4 separate regions of the Homo sapiens genome follow, and all the other regions are linked to region 2. The links are chromatin loops, found by intact Hi-C in ENCODE. Cell type or tissue: PC-9. All regions are shown on one strand.

Region 1 (4,000 bases), 52 kb after region 2:
TTCCCCTGCTTTCACTCTGCACTTCTCTCTCCTGCCACCAAATACAGAAGGATGTGTTTGCTTCTCCTTCCACCATGATTGTAAGTTTCCTGAGGCCTCCCCAGCCATGCTGAACTGTGAGTCAATTAAATCTCTTTCCTTTATAAATTACCCAGTCTCGGGTATGTTTTTATTAGCAGTGTAAGACCAGACTAATACAAAAGTCTTTCTTTCCTGACAGACTGACTATAAGCTCTGTGAGGTCAAGGATCTTGTCAGTCATGTTCACCATGACATTGGATGATTGTCTCCTCTTCTCCACCCCAACTGAGAGGACCCTCAGCTGCCAAGCAGAAACTACTTAACTCTCATCCCCTTACTACAAGCACTTGGTTGGACCAGGTTTAGGCATGTGACCTAGTTGTACCAACCAGATTTCTTCTCCCAAGAACTTAGAATCAGGACCCAAATGGAACCATTTCACTTCTGCCTATGAATGGAACTGGAGGTGAGATAAACTTGAAAAGCATGAAGTGGCCATTTTCTGTCAAACACCTGAAGAGGTAGAATTTCAAAAACAGAATAGTAAAGAAGACAGAGGAACTAGCAAGAAAGGTTTCCTACCATCCAGATAACTTTCCATGTCCTGGTTTCTATTACTCCCTCTCCAAAAAGCTATAAAAGGAATTATAAGCATAGGAGTATCTCTGGGAACCTAAAGGCAACAATGCAGAAGTTCCAAAAGAGGCATATTTCAGTACCTGCCGCAGGGTAACACACAGTAGGAACTCAATAAATATTTGTTGAATTACTAGACAAACTGCTCAGCTTCACCTTCCAATTCCTCTTATGTGAGGGGTGCTTCAGTTTATAAAGGGCTTCCACATGTGTTATCTCCTTAGAGCAACACAAAAGTCCTGGGTATTATTATATCTATTTTATATACAACTGGCCTTTATCAGAATTCTGTGAGTTCCTCCTACATAGTGCTTCCCTAACACTACTATATAAACACCAACATCTATTTACAGCAGATAAACGGTACTATCCCAAGTGCTGGCCCTATCAAAACAATATCAAAAGAGTTCAGATCTAAAAGGCAAAGTATCAAGCTGATTCTCTGTTACTGTTGTTGTTTTAACTTCCTAAACATCTAGGTGAAAGCTTGTGTCTAGAAAGGGACCTGCCCTAAACTTCTCTTTGAACGCCCATTCTAAGATGTTAATGTTAAATCAAGCAAAACTTAAAGATACTAAATATTCCTAACACAGCTAAGAACTAGTAGTATCTCTGTATAGGATCTAACAAGCCACAGTCAGAAAATGGTAGCCTTTGAGACGATGTGAATCAAACTACCAGAATGGCTTTTGGCTAGTCCCTGAAATCTATTTCCATATGTCTTGTGGTTTCAGCAATCAGTGGTCAGGGAGAGGAGAAAAGGCAGCCTCTTTCTAAAGGTTCCAGAAATCAAAGGCCAGTGACCAGATATGAACCGCCAAACCACCGCAGCAACAACCAGTGCTTCAAGCCAAAGCACAACAATCTTCTTAAATTCAGGCAAAAAAAAAAAAAAAAAAAAACTACTTTAGATCTTGTGTGTGGTCATTAAAGACATTATATAACGACAGCTTTTAGCCTGTAGCCACACAGCCAGCCACTGTGGGACAACAGAACCCAAGTAGAATGTCACAAAGAACTCAAGCCTTTTGCCAAAAAGAGACACTGGGAATAGGAGGAGCAAGGAGTCCCTGCGTTCTTTCTTTTTGAGACCACACTAACCGTCACCAATCAAAGCTGGAGATCCCAGTCCAACCTCTCCTCTCTAAGGAGATAACACATGTGGAAGCCCTCTATAACCTCTGAAGTACTCCTCACATAACAGGAACTGGAAGATGAAGCTGAGCAGTTTGTCTAGTAATTCAACAAATATTTGTGGGATGAGCAACTAGAAATAACATGTTGTGGGAAGTCTGAGGTACTCTTAAGTATGCACATGGTCTCAGAAGGGAAGATAGCAATATTCCCTGCTTTCTCTACAAAAGAAAAGTCTGGAGATAGGCCAGCAAAGAGGAATAAGGACTGAATGAGAGGAAATGTCTCCAGAAGCCTGATCCCTTACCTTGAGATGCCAGCAGGCATCTGTGAGGATCCCATGCAGTTTTTTTTTGTTTGTTTCTTTTTTTTTTTTTTTTTTCTTTTTTGAGATGGAGTCTCACTCTATCGCCAGGCTGGAGTGTAGTGGTGCGATCTCAGCTCACTGCAACCTCTGCACCCCGGGTTCAAGAGATTCTCCTGCCTCAGCCTCCCGAGTAGCTGGGAACACAGGTGCATGCCACCACACCCTGCCATTTTTTTTTTTTTTGATGAAAACTAGGTGGATTTTTTTTTATTATTATTATACTTTAAGTTTTAGGGTACATGTGCACAATGTGCAGGTTAGTTACCTGTGTATACATGTGACATGCTGGTGCGCTGCACCCACTAACTCGTCATCTAGCATTAGGTATATCTCACAATGCTATCCCTCCCCCCTCCCCCCTCCCCCCACCCCACAACAGTCCCCAGAGTGTGATGTTCCCCTTCCTGTGACCATGTGTTCCCATTGTTCAATTCCCACCTATGAGTGAGAATATGCGGTGTTTGGTTTTTTGTTCTTGCGATAGTTTACTGAGAATGATGATTTCCAATTTCATCCATGCCCCTACAAAGGACATGATGTGAACTCAACATTTTTATGGCTGCATAGTATTCCATGGTGTATATGTGCCACATTTTCTTAATCCAGTCTATCATTGTTGGACATTTGGGTTGGTTCCAAGTCTTTCCTATTGTGAACAGTGCCGCAATAAACATACGTGTGCATGTGTCTTTATAGCAGCATGATTTATAGTCCTTTGGGTATATACCCAGTAATGGGATGGCTGGGTCAAATGGTATTTCTAGTTCTAGATCCCTGAGGAATCGCCACACTGACTTCCACAATGGTTCAACTAGTTTACAGTCCCAACAACAGTGTAAAAGTGTTCCTATTTCTCCACATCCTCTCCAGCACCTGTTGTTTCCTGACTTTTTAAAGATCACCATTCTAACTGGTGTGAGATGATATCTCATTGTGGTTTTGATTTGCATTTCTCTGATGGCCAGTGATGGTGAGCATTTTTTCATGTGGTTTCTGGCTGCATAAATGTCTTCTTTTGAGAAGTGTCTGTTCATGTCCTGCACCCACTTTTTGATGGGGTTGCTTGTTTTTTTCTTGTAAATTTGTTTGAGTTCATTGTAGATTCTGGATATTAGCCCTTTGTCAGATGAGTAGGTTGTGAAAATTTTCTGCCATTTTGTGGGTTGCCTGTTCACTCTGATGGTAGTTTCTTTTGCTGTGCAGAAGCTCTTTAGTTTAATGAGATCCCATTTGTCAATTCTGGCTTTTGTTGCCATTGCTTTTGGTGTTTTAGACATGAAGTCCTTGCCCATGCCTATGTCCTGAATGGTATTGCCTGGGTTTCTTCTAGGGTTTTTATGGTTTTAGGTCTAACGTTTAAGTCTTTAATCCATCTTGAATTAATTTTTGTATAGGGTGTAAGGAAGGGATCCAGTTTCAGCTTTCTCCTGGCTAGCCAGTTTTCCCAGCACCATTTATTAAATAGGGAATCCTTTCCCCATTGCTTGTTTTTCTCAGGTTTGTCAAAGATCAGATAGTTGTAGATATGCGGCGTTATTTCTGAGGGCTCTGTTCTGTTCCATTGATCTATATCTCTGTTTTGGTACCAGTACCATGCTGTTTTGGTTACTGTAGACTTGTAGTATAGTTTGAAGTCAGGTAGCGTGATGCCTCCAGCTTTGTTCTTTTGGCTTAGGATTGACTTGGGGATGCGGGCTCTTTTTTGGTTCCATATGAACTTTAAAGTAGTTTTTTCCAATTCTGTGAAGAAAGTCATTGGTAGCTTGATGGGGATGGCACTGAATCTATAAATTACCTTGGGCAGTATGGCCATTTTCACGATATTGATTCTTCCTATCCATG
Region 2 (4,000 bases):
AATCTTTTACATTCAGTGCAGCCATACATGTGATTGTCTTGTACTTCATTTGCGTGAAAGTGAAGAAAGCTGTCTGCCACATGGGCGTGGTCAAAATGAGTGGCCTGCTACTTGTCATATTTGCTGAGCACACCTAGACCAGAGAAAGCCCCAGCCAGAGAAAGGTACACAGAAAGAATGGTAAGGTTTCCTTCCTTTTTCACTCTAGCGGGTAAGGACCAGGATTTTCACTAAGTTCTGGACAACAGAACAGACATAAGTGAGAGGGATCCTCACGCCACCTTTCGTATTCAAAAGCACCTCTAATGCTGCCATGTGGTCCACTCAGGACTCACTTGTACCAAAACCAAAAGGTGCCATCATAGACTTCGGAGGTGGGCAGTCCTCAGCTCAATTCCCAGCCACGTGACCTTGGGGCAACATAATATGAACATGTACTGAGTGCTACTGACATCTGGGGCACTATAGGATGTTTTATCTGGATTATTAACTTAAAAGCTATAGCCCCATTTCTCAAATAAGATAACTGAGACTGACAGAGTTAGACAAACTGACCCAAGGTCACGTGCACCTTTCTCAAATAAGATATGCTCAAAAGAACTGGGCAAGGAGGCATTAATGAATCTCTCAATCACCTTTCTGATTTCTGTGTACTGATAGGCAAAGCCATACACACTGGCATCTAATTACTGTACTGAGGTATTCTCCAACTGGGAAGTAGTATAGGGTGGCAGTTCAGCGCTTCGGTTCTGGAGGCAGACAGACCAGAGTTTGAATTCCAGCTCCATCACCTATTAGCTGAGTGACCTTGGCAAGTCATTTAATCACTATGAGCCTGAGCCTCCCTATCCGTAAGGATGAGGGTTAAGTGATATAATATACATATGGTAAACTCTCAATGAAAGTCTGGTTGTGAGTATGTTCCTCACCATTGTTAATAGATCCCTGAGTAATTATTAAGACCAGAAAATGTTTCATGATCCCTCTAGAATCACTTGCAGGACACTTGGAATCATAAAACCACAGAGGCAGAAATGACCATCAAGTCTCATAATAGCAGGCAGATGTGCCACTGTCACACACTTGGCAAATACCAATAGTTGACTGCTCTTTCTCACTTAGCTGAGATGGGCTTCCCAGCCATCCCCCATACTGTACTCTGGACAGCAACTTCCAATCAGTAAGACTGACAGCTAATCTATCTGCTGTCCTTAATCCAGTCCCACCACCCTACATAAGAGATGATATGAAGCAGAAGGCCATTGGAGTTAAGTGACTGGCTAAAGGTCCCCTATCTAGTAAGTGACAACCCTGGCCCCTGAACATAGACCACCTAACTCCTCATGCAGTGTTACTTCCATCTCCCACTCTGCCTCTCCAAGCTACCGACACATTTTCCAGGAAATGATGGAAGGTACTTTGACTGCCTTGTCTTCTTCCTCAAGGCTGCACAGAGGGGTTGCTGCACTCAGCAGATTATGTGCCATCTTATTCAGACAGGCCCCCTTCTGTGACAGGTACAGAGGAAAGGGGAAAAATAAAGCATCTCTCAAATGCTTTGATTGAAGACAGAGACTACAGATGTTCCTGGAGAACTCTGGTTCTCAGGAGCATGAGCAAAAAGAAATTCCCCGAGTCCAGAGAGCCTGGACTGAAATTTAAGCTACAGCAATGTGAGTCATTTCAGCTGAGGAGGAGACGGCAAGGTAACCAACTCTTACCTCCGCCATCTCGTGTCTCATTCGGTCATGAGTAAAGCAGCAGCTATGCAGTTAGTGTCACCAAGAGATCAGTCACCACCTGAGGCCATCTGTTTCTGTCAGGCAGGCAGATTCCCAGCATGCACTGGTCCCAACTGGATTTTTGTGGGGAGGGAGGCAGCAAGGGCCCCAGCTGCTGTCACCAGACAGGGAGGCGCCTTCTCTTCACCTCCGTCCTGGGTGCCTGCTATGGACCTGAGTTCCCAGCTGTCTTTGTGGCTAGAGTCTTTCCTTGCCTGACTCAGAATATTAAATGTGCCCTCTTTCCAAAGGGAGAATTGAAAACCTTTTTTGTGTGTTCGTTGATTCATATCTGTGATAGCAAGAGGTGGGTGAGGTAGAAAGTCAGGCTTATCCTGTTTGCAGGTGGCATAATCAGTTGAAAGATTTTTATGTCCCTCAAGTCCCCAGCATGCTTGGCCTCTGAAAAAGGTTTCAAAACAAAATAATAATCATGATCATAATAATCAAAGCTGTATTAGCATTGCCTGGACTGGCTGACAGAATTGCAGGCAACCAGTTTTTTTTTTTTTTTCAGTGTTAATCTCATCCAAAGCAACTTAGATTGCTACAACCATCTCATCCATCCATTCAACAAATATTTACTGCAACCAACTAAGGTTCTAGACACAGTTCTAGGGATTGCGGAGCAAGCAGGCAGGTCCCTGACTTCATGGAGCAAAAGTAAACAAGTAAACAAAAGCAAAAGTAAACAAGTAAAAAGTAAACAAGGGCCAGGAGGACATAAATATATTAACGTAGGGGAGGCCTGTGAGTTAGAAATTCAGGGATGGCCTCTCCAATGGGGGAACTCCTGAGGTGAGACCAGGCTGGATAAGAATGTCAAATACACTATCACTTTTTGAAATTAAAACATATTGTGAAATTTATTTTTCAGTCCTGAATTACTGGTATTTTTGAGGGTGAAATAATGTTATTCCAGACATCAGTCAGCAACTTCATTCATCCTCCTTGACTCTTCCCAACTCAATTCCTTCCTCCTTCCCCTCCCTTCACTCCCCTTCCCACCCTGGATACCCTAATGACAAGCCTTCCAGGACCCTCTATGCCATGGAGCTCCGCAATTCCTCTGCCCCAATCCATTTCTGCTGGGGAAAGGGAGGAATTCAATCCCAGAAGAGCCATTTCTTCTGGACTAGCAAGGACAGAAGTCAAAATTATGGGAACTGGGAGCTGCTGACTAAAAGCGGAACTGCCCAGAGGTGGTGGTGCTGGAAGCTCAGGTAGAATGGGGTGAGAGATGGACATGTTAAATGCCCTCCACCCTCCTCCATGCAGGAGACAGGAGCTCTAAGGGTAATCCAGGACAGAGAGAATTGATTTCAAAAGCAGTACTCCAGTGGTGCACAGAGAAAAGTTTTGTATCATGTTCCTAAATTTTCGTATTTGAAACTTATTCAATTTCAAAAATTAAAAAAAAATATGAATTGTGAACACTCTTAAAATCATATTCCTTGGAATTATGTGGAATAAACACTGAAAAATCAATTCCATTATTTGGCTCCAATACCACCACAGGGTAAGGAGTCAGCTGATTTTCTGAAAAATGAAAAGAGCCAGAGGAAAAGAATGTCTGTCAAAGGGAACAGTAAATTCAAAGAACATAGGCCAGAAAAGAACTTGACATGCTCAAGGAAACCAAAAGAAACAGAGGTGGCTGGAAAAAACAGTGGGAAAAGGAGAGATGGTACACGACAAAGTAAAAGAATTAGACAGAGGCGAGAATCATGACCATGAATGAGAGCTTTAACTCCAATGTCTATAGGAACACAGGCATGAGGCAGAGCCTGCAGAAGGAAAGCCAGGCAATGCGGTTTGTCACTGGAAGAGTAGCTCTAATTTTTCTCCCAAAATGGAAAGCTCATTTCCCTTTCCCTCCTCTACGCATTATGCTCCTCCTGCCAGAAAAGCCTTCCCTTCACAAGTGTAATGGGAAGGGCGAGATCTATATATCAGACAATTTGGGGGCAAATATCCATTTCCAATTTTCCAATGTTAAAAAAGTAAAGAAATGTGATAGAAATCCCCAAAACACACTTAAAAGGCCATAAAAATACTGGAATCTATTATAATTCTAATTGTTATGTGCCAATATAATAATCATGCAAATTTAATCAAATGTTACTACGTCATCCAAATAATCCATGTTTCCCAGGTATTTCAGACACACTATACCTATATATCAGCTTTTACTTACCATTTATTGAGAGCCTAATGTA
Region 3 (4,000 bases), 73 kb before region 2:
TGCAAAAAGCCTTCCCTGGGTAGATCATAATTAATCACTCTTTCCTCTACAATCCAACAGCATGTTTTTTGGAATTACATCATTCTGCTCTACATAATGGCTTTTTCCCTTGTGCTTCCCTCTTCTAATTTAGATTATAATCGCCTTGAGGGCAGAGCTCTTTTTGTAGATAATATATCCATAAGAGGCAGGTGGTTTAGCATAGCACTTGGGAGTTCAGGTTAGGGGGTGGACAGGCTTGGATGGTGGTGGCTTTATCACTCACAGGGCTTGTGACCTTGGGCAAGTGATTTAACTTCCCTGCAACGGTTTCCTCACCTGTAAAAAGGCTATAATAATGTTATTTTTCTCCCAGAGTGGTTATAAGAATCAAGCAAGATAATGCAAATAAGTGTTTTAGCATGTTGTCTGCCACATGACAAATGCTAGACAAAAGTCAGATAAAATTATGGTTATTATGACTCCCTATTCCCAGTGTATTGGACATCGCCTGACACACAGAGGGTACTCAGCTCATTCTGGCCGAGCTTACAAAGCTTGAGGAGAGATCCTTGATGTTACAGCATGTGGAGATATATGCTTTTGGGGTCATGAGAGCAAACTGCAGAACCTGTGAAAGCTGTTAAAAAATTCACAGTGGTGGAATTCAGTTTTCTAGCACAAAAAGTTTCTCCCTATGGTCATGTCTCCACGGCATGCCTTCAGAGGGAAATGCTTTAAAAGTGCAGAAGGTGTTCTCTTTAGAGTTATTTTAAGAACAAAACGCTTGTTTCAAAAGGAAAATTCATTATTTTGTCAGCAAAATACTTGACTGTTAAGATGTCCAATGCTTTCAAGACCCATGCAAACAGTTCTACCATGGAGAGTTACCCCACTTCTAGGAAAAGGAAAACTTGGGAAATACATGAAAATACTTTAGGTGTCATTGTGCTAAAAATATTACAAGGTTTAAAGCAGTGGTTTCTACAATTTTGCTTTTTTTTTTCACAATCAAATACAAAGATCACATAAAGAAAACTAGGGATTTATATAGGTTTCTCAATTTTTTATCCTGTCTCATTTACTAATTAAAACCAAATCTTACAATGAGGATTTATTTGACACAAAATTGTATCACTAAAAACATAGGAAGCAGAGGATCTCAAAATAAAGGATGTTCTTTTTTAAGGTAAATACACTTCCTTTTATGACCTCATGTATTTATTGCATCACACACCAGTGAACACTTTGTCAAGGGCCAGCGTTGGTTTCTCGTCTGGACTACTGTTTGCAAACTGCTGACTTACAAAATGGTAACAGCCTCCTAACAATGGGTGAATCTACAGGATGTCAAGCAGCAACTCTCAGGTGAACCACTCAGTCAGTGGATCTGGTGTTAACTATACAATGCCAAATGTCTTCTGGTGATCTGAAGACATCAGGGGCTTTTCTATCATGTAGACCAAACATGATTCAGGTAACTGACAAAATTTTTCACTTCCCAACCAGATGTCTTACTTGCATAGAAATGAAGCCCAACTTGTACTTTCATGTGCAAATAGGCTAGACATAAATTCACCCCTGGAGGGCAGGATTAATTGCTTATCCTCAACGAACGCTAAATTACATATTATTTCTTCTTCTATTTCCAACTATTTTACCTTTGAAGAAGGTTTTCTGCTATTGTTTTGAAAAGCACACATTTCATCTTAGAAATGGTCTGTCTTTTTACATGTTTCTTCCTTTTTTTTTTTTTTTTTTTTTTTGGCAAGAAGGCAGTGTGCTACAATGAAGAGTGTGATCTTAGAAGTCAGGATAATCTGAGTTCTAATTCCATGCACCTACTTTCCCAAACTTTAAGGGCCTTGCAAAAAAGGCACTTAAAATCCCTGAATTCAGTTTCTCTGCAGATATATATCATAAAAGCCATCTATAAGAGGCACTGTGAAGATTTGAGATCATTTATTCCTATAATATGTATTGGGTGCTTGCTCTGTGCCTGGTACTGAGAGACCATGGAGAACCACAGTGTCTGCCTGTCCTCCAGGGGCTCTGTCAGTAACAACACACTCATGCCTAACAAGCTGGAATGACAAACGTACCATAAAACTAAGGTGATATCTTTATTCAGGATTTTAAATAAAATTATGAGTAACTCCAACTGTTGCTGATCCTTAAAGATGAATATCAAGTTTATAAAAGGAAGGATATGTCTGAAACCTTTGCTCTTCCTTAAATCTACTTTCAAGCATACCCTGGAATTTGCTCTGATCATATTTGTTTAAAGAATTCACGTGGTTATCAATGAGCTTCCACCTTCTATGCCGTTGTCCTGACAACCAAGCATTTACTAGACAGAATATGGAAAACAGGTAACAATGTGTCTCTACAGTCAGGGTTGTAGGCAAAATTCGACAGTACAGAGACAATCAAATGACTAGGGTCTTTGTGTTTGAAATCCTTAAAGGGAAATACAAACATATATATGTATATATTTACACACACACACATACATATATATACATGAATAAAAGAGAGTAAAGATTTTACAGAGAAATTAACTGGGCAAGGAGAAGCTGCTATGCATGACTCACTTGTACTTTAATAGCAGCTATGTTTCAAGAGTCAGGTCACAGGTAATGTTGCACATAAGGAAGAAAGGCTAAGTCTGCTGTTACTGTTGTTCAGTTACACTAATAAGATGTTAGGTTCTTTTCCTAGCCTATGTTTCACCAAAGCCAGAAATATCTCAAACATATGAAGAAATGGAATACGACTATGTTCTTAAACTTTTTTTCCAGGACCAAAACTTTTTTTTTCCAAATGAAATCCTCTATAGCACTCTAGCACAGCAGTCTCCCCTTATCTGCAGTTTCGCTTTCCATGGTTTCAATTTCTCATGGTCAACTCTAGTACAAAAATATTAAATGGAAAATTCCAGAAATAAACAATTCATAAGTTTTAAATTGCACACCATTCTGAATAGTGTGATGAATTCTCACGTTATCTAGCTTGGTCCCACCTGGGATGTGAATCATCCCTTTGTCCAGCAAATCCATGCTGTAGGCACTACCTCCCTGTCGTCCGCTTAGTAATCCTCTCAGTTACCAGATCAAAAAAAAAAAAAAAACAAACATAGTATACATAGGGTTCAGTACTACCCATGTTTTTAGGCATCCACTGGGGGTCTTGGAAGGTATTTTCCATGGACAAGGGGGAACTACTATATATAATTATTCTCTGGTTCAAGCAGAGAAGAAAGTGTCCAGGGGTGATACATGCAACAGCTCTGGCACCAGAGGATCATCCAGATTTGGGGGGCTGAGAAATAGAGATCAAAATCTAAACATTAACCTATGGTGAGAGACTATCCATCTTGGAAGCATTAAAGAGGGGAGGGATGGTAATTTGGAACTGTAAAATAGAGCTCCTTGAAACTTCTACTACAGTGCAAAAGCAGAAGCAGCAGAAAGTGTCCACTTTTAACCACACAGACAATGACCTCACTCCTGAATGAAGGAGGACACTGGCATTTGCAGTCCCTCCGGGGGAGGAGTGGAATTTGCCAAGTTGGCATTTAGCCAAAATGATGGAGTAAAATCCCTGAAGCCCTCACTCATGTTGACGTGGAAATCGAGCAGAGAAAGATTCAAAACATGACATAACTTAATGACACTTAAAGTTCTATCTACGTCACCCAGTTGGTGGGGGAGGGGGATCATACACATATTGGGAAAAATGCTCAAGTGCTAGGATGGCAGCATGAACAGCATTTGGGAACTTGTTAGAAGTGTGCATTCTCAGTCCCCACCCTAGACCTACTGAAGCAGAAACTGTGGTGTGGAGCCCAGCCATCCTCCCTCACCAGGTGATTTTGACGCACACCAAGGTATGAAGAGCCCTGCATTAGAGTCACCTAGGGAGCTTCTGAAAATAGCAATTCCTGGGCCCCATTCTTGACTTCTGGTCAATGTTATAAAGTGGAACCCTAGGATTCTTATTTTTAAAAGCTCCCAGGTAA
Region 4 (4,000 bases), 57 kb before region 2:
GAACCCTCCTGGATGTAGTGACATTGTGGTTCTGCATTTCCCTTGCTGTTCCTTGGCTCTTCTTAAGTGTTCAGGCCTTGTCTCCTTGACCAACGCATGGTCTCCCTCTGGGTGCGCTGTCATTCACACATCTGTGTGTCTGGCACAGTGCCAGGCTCAGAATGGATACTAAACAATGGTGAGGTATTGTCCCATGCCTCTTATTAGTGTTAAGTCTGAGGCACAGGGGCTCTAAGTGATGTGCCAGAGGCCAACTAACATAATTAGCAACAAGTCTAGGAGACAGGTATCCTACATAGGGAAAAGTTGGAGTTTAGGTCCAGTTTTACTTGTTTTTAGAATGTTGTCAAGTCACTTCATCACAGTGATTTACAGAAAGTTTAAGAGATAGACTGAAGATTTTAACTCCTGGCTTGGCTGTATGATCTTGGGCAAGTTATTTAACCTCTCTGTGACTGACCATCTGTAAAATGGGGGTAAGTCTCTTAGAAAGACTGTTGAATGAGTTATGTGAGCTATTACAAATAAAGATCTTAGAACAGTTCCTAGTAAATAGTAGGTGCTCAATAATGATAGCTAAACTTACTACCTTAATTTAACTGTTGTTTTCCCAAACCTTATGAGTCACCATTTTTATTAGTTATGATTAAGTGTAGCTACAAATCTACAAAACAGTGATTTTCTAATAAAGCAAAAACAACAGCAAAAACAAATAAACAAATTTCCTACTCATACAAACAAAGTCCAGAGGTAGTGAATCCAAGGCTGGTATGGAAGTTCCACAAAAGCTCACTGTTCTGCCATCCCTGGAGTATGGCGTCTGTCCCCCTTATCCAAAGTCACTGCTAACCTACCTGACCAGCCAATCTACCTGACCCAGGGGAGGGAAAGAGGATGGCCACTGCCTGATCTCCTTAAAGGAGACGTCTCAGGAATCCCACAGGACACATCTGCTTATACCTCATTGGCCAAAACTTAGATGAACATGTGTAGCTGCAAAGGGAGCTGGGAAATGTAGTCTATAATGAAAGACCCTGATGTACCCTAAAAGCCTAAGTTTTGTTAATAAAAGGGATGACAGTGTAGATTAGATGGGCATTCAGCATTCTCTGGACTACTGGTAACATGCCACTAGCTAGTGAGAAAGTTCAGAAGTTGATTCCAGTCCTATCCTATTTTATTCAAAGCTTTGGGGTTCACAACAAATCAAAGGACATTTTCCAAGCACATTTTCTCAAGATCTATAATCCTGCCTCCTCTACTTTAATTATTTTGAAAGCACATCCCCCCTATGGGTGTGATTCACTCTAAATTATTGAAAAATTGATTTTTTAAAAAGATGTCTGCAGGCCAAGATTTTTGAACCATTTTAAAGAGCTGGAAAAATAATAAAACCACTCTTTCTTTTGAAGAATAGAATCATGTTTTTTAGAAAAGAGAGAAAAAAAACTGAATGCTAAAATTAATGTGTCTACATATTCCTTAGTGATGGATAACCTATCTTTTATAAGTCTCTGACTTACAAAGAAATATAAAAGCCCATACTCTCATCACTTATCATGGTGAATTTTATTTGAAAACACACATTATTTACTTCATATTAATTATGGATTATCAATAATCTGAGTACTTTTTATTACCAAATCTTTTAAAATAATGCAAGTGAGAGTGACTCTTCATGGAGGCATTATTTACTGATGCATTTTTCCAATCACAAGGATATATAATGAGGCTCATAAAAAAGTCATGTCTGTGATTGAAAGTCCCTTTCAAATAAACATTACAGTCCTAAACAAATGCACTTTTTACACCCTGGCAAGCTTACCAGATTTCTACTGCATCACAGAGACAGTCCACAAGAAGGTATTCCTTTAAGGCCCATGGAAAGAAGATGATAGAGTAGGTGGACCATAATAGAAAAGGGAGCAGGGAGAAAGATGATATAAGGGAGAATGCAGAAGACATATCGGATCTGGCCCTGTTCAGTGAGATGAGTCAGAAAACCAGGAAGCCAAATGAGTCAGCACCATCCCTATGAAAAATGCAGGGATTGAAATGACTGGAGATCTAATTTACTGGTAAAAAGCATGAGATTTTGGAGTCAGGCCTGCTTTTGAATTCCTGTTCCTCCATCAAATAACCATGAGACTTTGGGACAGTTATCTACCCTCTGTGAGCTTCAATTTCCATATCTGTAAAAGGAAGATAATAATGGTACCTGTACCTCATTGGTTACTGGGGAAGTTTACCTGCTAATTCATGTACAATGTTTGGCGACAGTCCCTGGCATATAATGCACACTCAACAAATGATAACCATTATCAGTACACTATTTCCTTTCCCTATTTTTTTTACAGTAGACATCTTCCCTTCAAGACCCCTGCTTCCTTCATCTTTTATTTTTTTTCAAGAAGCCAAACTGTTAGGAGAAGGGGTGGGAGTAGAGAAGACAGTCTGAATTCATCTCCCCAGGACTTCTCATTTCACTGAAGTTGGAATAACAGTGAGGAAATTGCTTTAGACAAGGGTTTCTGCTTTTGCTGTTGATTTAAACTGTCACCATAGGCTAAAAATGAAAATGCAAATTTTGAACAAAGCTAAGTTTTCATCTAGGGCAGGAAGGAAATGCTTAGGTTGGTAAAAAATAAATGAAAATGCCACTTACTGACCTGTCCCAATAAAGAAATACCTCAAAAAGCTAAGAACAGAATCGAACTAGATACAGAGAATAGACAATTTATGACTTAAGACCACAGTAGAAAATAGTCCTGTTTAGGAAAAGTTTGAAGTCATAATCACAAATCCTAGAGAAGTATTTTATTCTCATAGGTCTCAGCACTTCCCTTTTAGTAATAACAATAAATTAATCATCTGTTTTCTCCATAGTTGATAGGCATCTCGCAGGCAGGGGCTGAGTATCTTCACATGTGCTATCTCCAGTATGTAGCACAATATCTGCAAAGGGTATACTCAGTAAATATTAGTCTGGCAAATGAGTTAATAAATACAGGAAGGAGTGATTTTCATCAGCATTTTCCTCCATTCATGTTGAGAATTTTCCTGGCTAACCAACAAACTTGGCAAAAGTAGTAGGAAAGTCACTCCATGAAGAAGCAGTATTTTTGGTCACACACCAATGAAGTATGGCAGGTTGCTGACCCTCCAGGATGTAACAGCTGGAAGACACTGAGAGATCATCTACTCCAATGGATCTCAAAGTGTGGCTGGGAACCACCACTTGGGAACTTATTGGAAACACCAGTTCTTAATCGCTCCAGAGAATTTCTGATTTAGAAACTCTAAGCAGGCCCAGGAATCAGTGTTTTAAGAATCCCCCCAGGTGGTTCTGACGTATGCTCTGGTTTGAGAATCACTGAATTCAATCCTCCTCAGTTCACAGAGTAGAAAATGGGGCCCAAAAAGGAAATGTCAGTTAAGTTTGTTGATCTGAAGATCAACTTTTGTAATAACTAGATAATTTTAAAAGTGCCAAATTTACAACCTCTTAGCTTTGTGATGTTATTTCACCTCTCTGAGCTTCAGTTTCCTCACCTATAAAATGAGAAGAACAATGGCACTTCATGGTAATTATAATAATCAAGTGATACTATATATAAAAGACACAGAATATGGTGTTTATATATATATATATATACACACAGACACACACACACACATATGTATATATACACACACAGACACACACACACACACACACATATATATACACATAGACACACATATATAAATCTGTAATTCTCTGTGGGAAATAATAGTCAAGATTCTTATGTCCAAAAACTGTTTATATATATATAAATATGCAGCCTCTTAGATAAGTGGTCATTTTTGCTGCGGCAAAAACTTGCTTGAAAGTGAAAACATTTGTCCATGATTCATATAATTGTGCTTGAGGTTACAGTTTGCTACCATGAAGGCTACAGGCTTCATTTTAGGTTTGTGTCTGGCAAGCCCGAGCCCACAGGAGGTTCTAAACATCAGG

Evidence for each region. A loop is a pair of places that touch in the nucleus more often than their neighbours do. Peaks named below come from ENCODE experiments on the same cell type or tissue, not always from the same donor. Only the 100,000 strongest peaks of a DNase experiment are listed, where the experiment ranks them.
Region 1: a loop joins it to region 2, with 5 times the contacts of the local background. A loop is called at or near these places in 4 of 110 quality-filtered maps.
Region 3: a loop joins it to region 2, with 8 times the contacts of the local background. A loop is called at or near these places in 3 of 110 quality-filtered maps.
Region 4: a loop joins it to region 2, with 2.9 times the contacts of the local background. A loop is called at or near these places in 4 of 110 quality-filtered maps.

Annotation. Positions count from the first base shown.
Region 1 is chr1:59,373,439-59,377,438 of GRCh38, reverse strand. The region is part of intron 4 of FGGY (FGGY carbohydrate kinase domain containing); the gene reads right to left. Among named protein-coding and RNA genes, the nearest start is that of FGGY, 78 kb to the right of the region's middle. In PC-9, no CTCF peak of the experiment used is centred here; a DNase peak (open chromatin) is centred at 1,958.
Region 2 is chr1:59,425,154-59,429,153 of GRCh38, reverse strand. The region is part of intron 5 of FGGY (FGGY carbohydrate kinase domain containing); the gene reads right to left. Among named protein-coding and RNA genes, the nearest start is that of FGGY, 130 kb to the right of the region's middle. In PC-9, no CTCF peak of the experiment used is centred here; a DNase peak (open chromatin) is centred at 1,773; H3K4me3 peaks cover 1,287 bases; H3K27ac peaks cover 2,339 bases.
Region 3 is chr1:59,498,409-59,502,408 of GRCh38, reverse strand. All of the region lies in intron 6 of FGGY (FGGY carbohydrate kinase domain containing), which reads right to left. LOC124904192 (a long non-coding RNA gene) reads left to right here and starts at 1,377. Exons shown (of 3, transcript XR_007066139.1): 1 at 1,377-1,456. In PC-9, no CTCF peak of the experiment used is centred here; DNase peaks (open chromatin) are centred at 2,258, 2,578 and 2,998; H3K4me3 peaks cover 1,169 bases; H3K27ac peaks cover 3,075 bases.
Region 4 is chr1:59,482,290-59,486,289 of GRCh38, reverse strand. All of the region lies in intron 6 of FGGY (FGGY carbohydrate kinase domain containing), which reads right to left. Among named protein-coding and RNA genes, the nearest start is that of FGGY, 190 kb to the right of the region's middle. In PC-9, no CTCF peak of the experiment used is centred here; a DNase peak (open chromatin) is centred at 2,029; H3K27ac peaks cover 1,096 bases.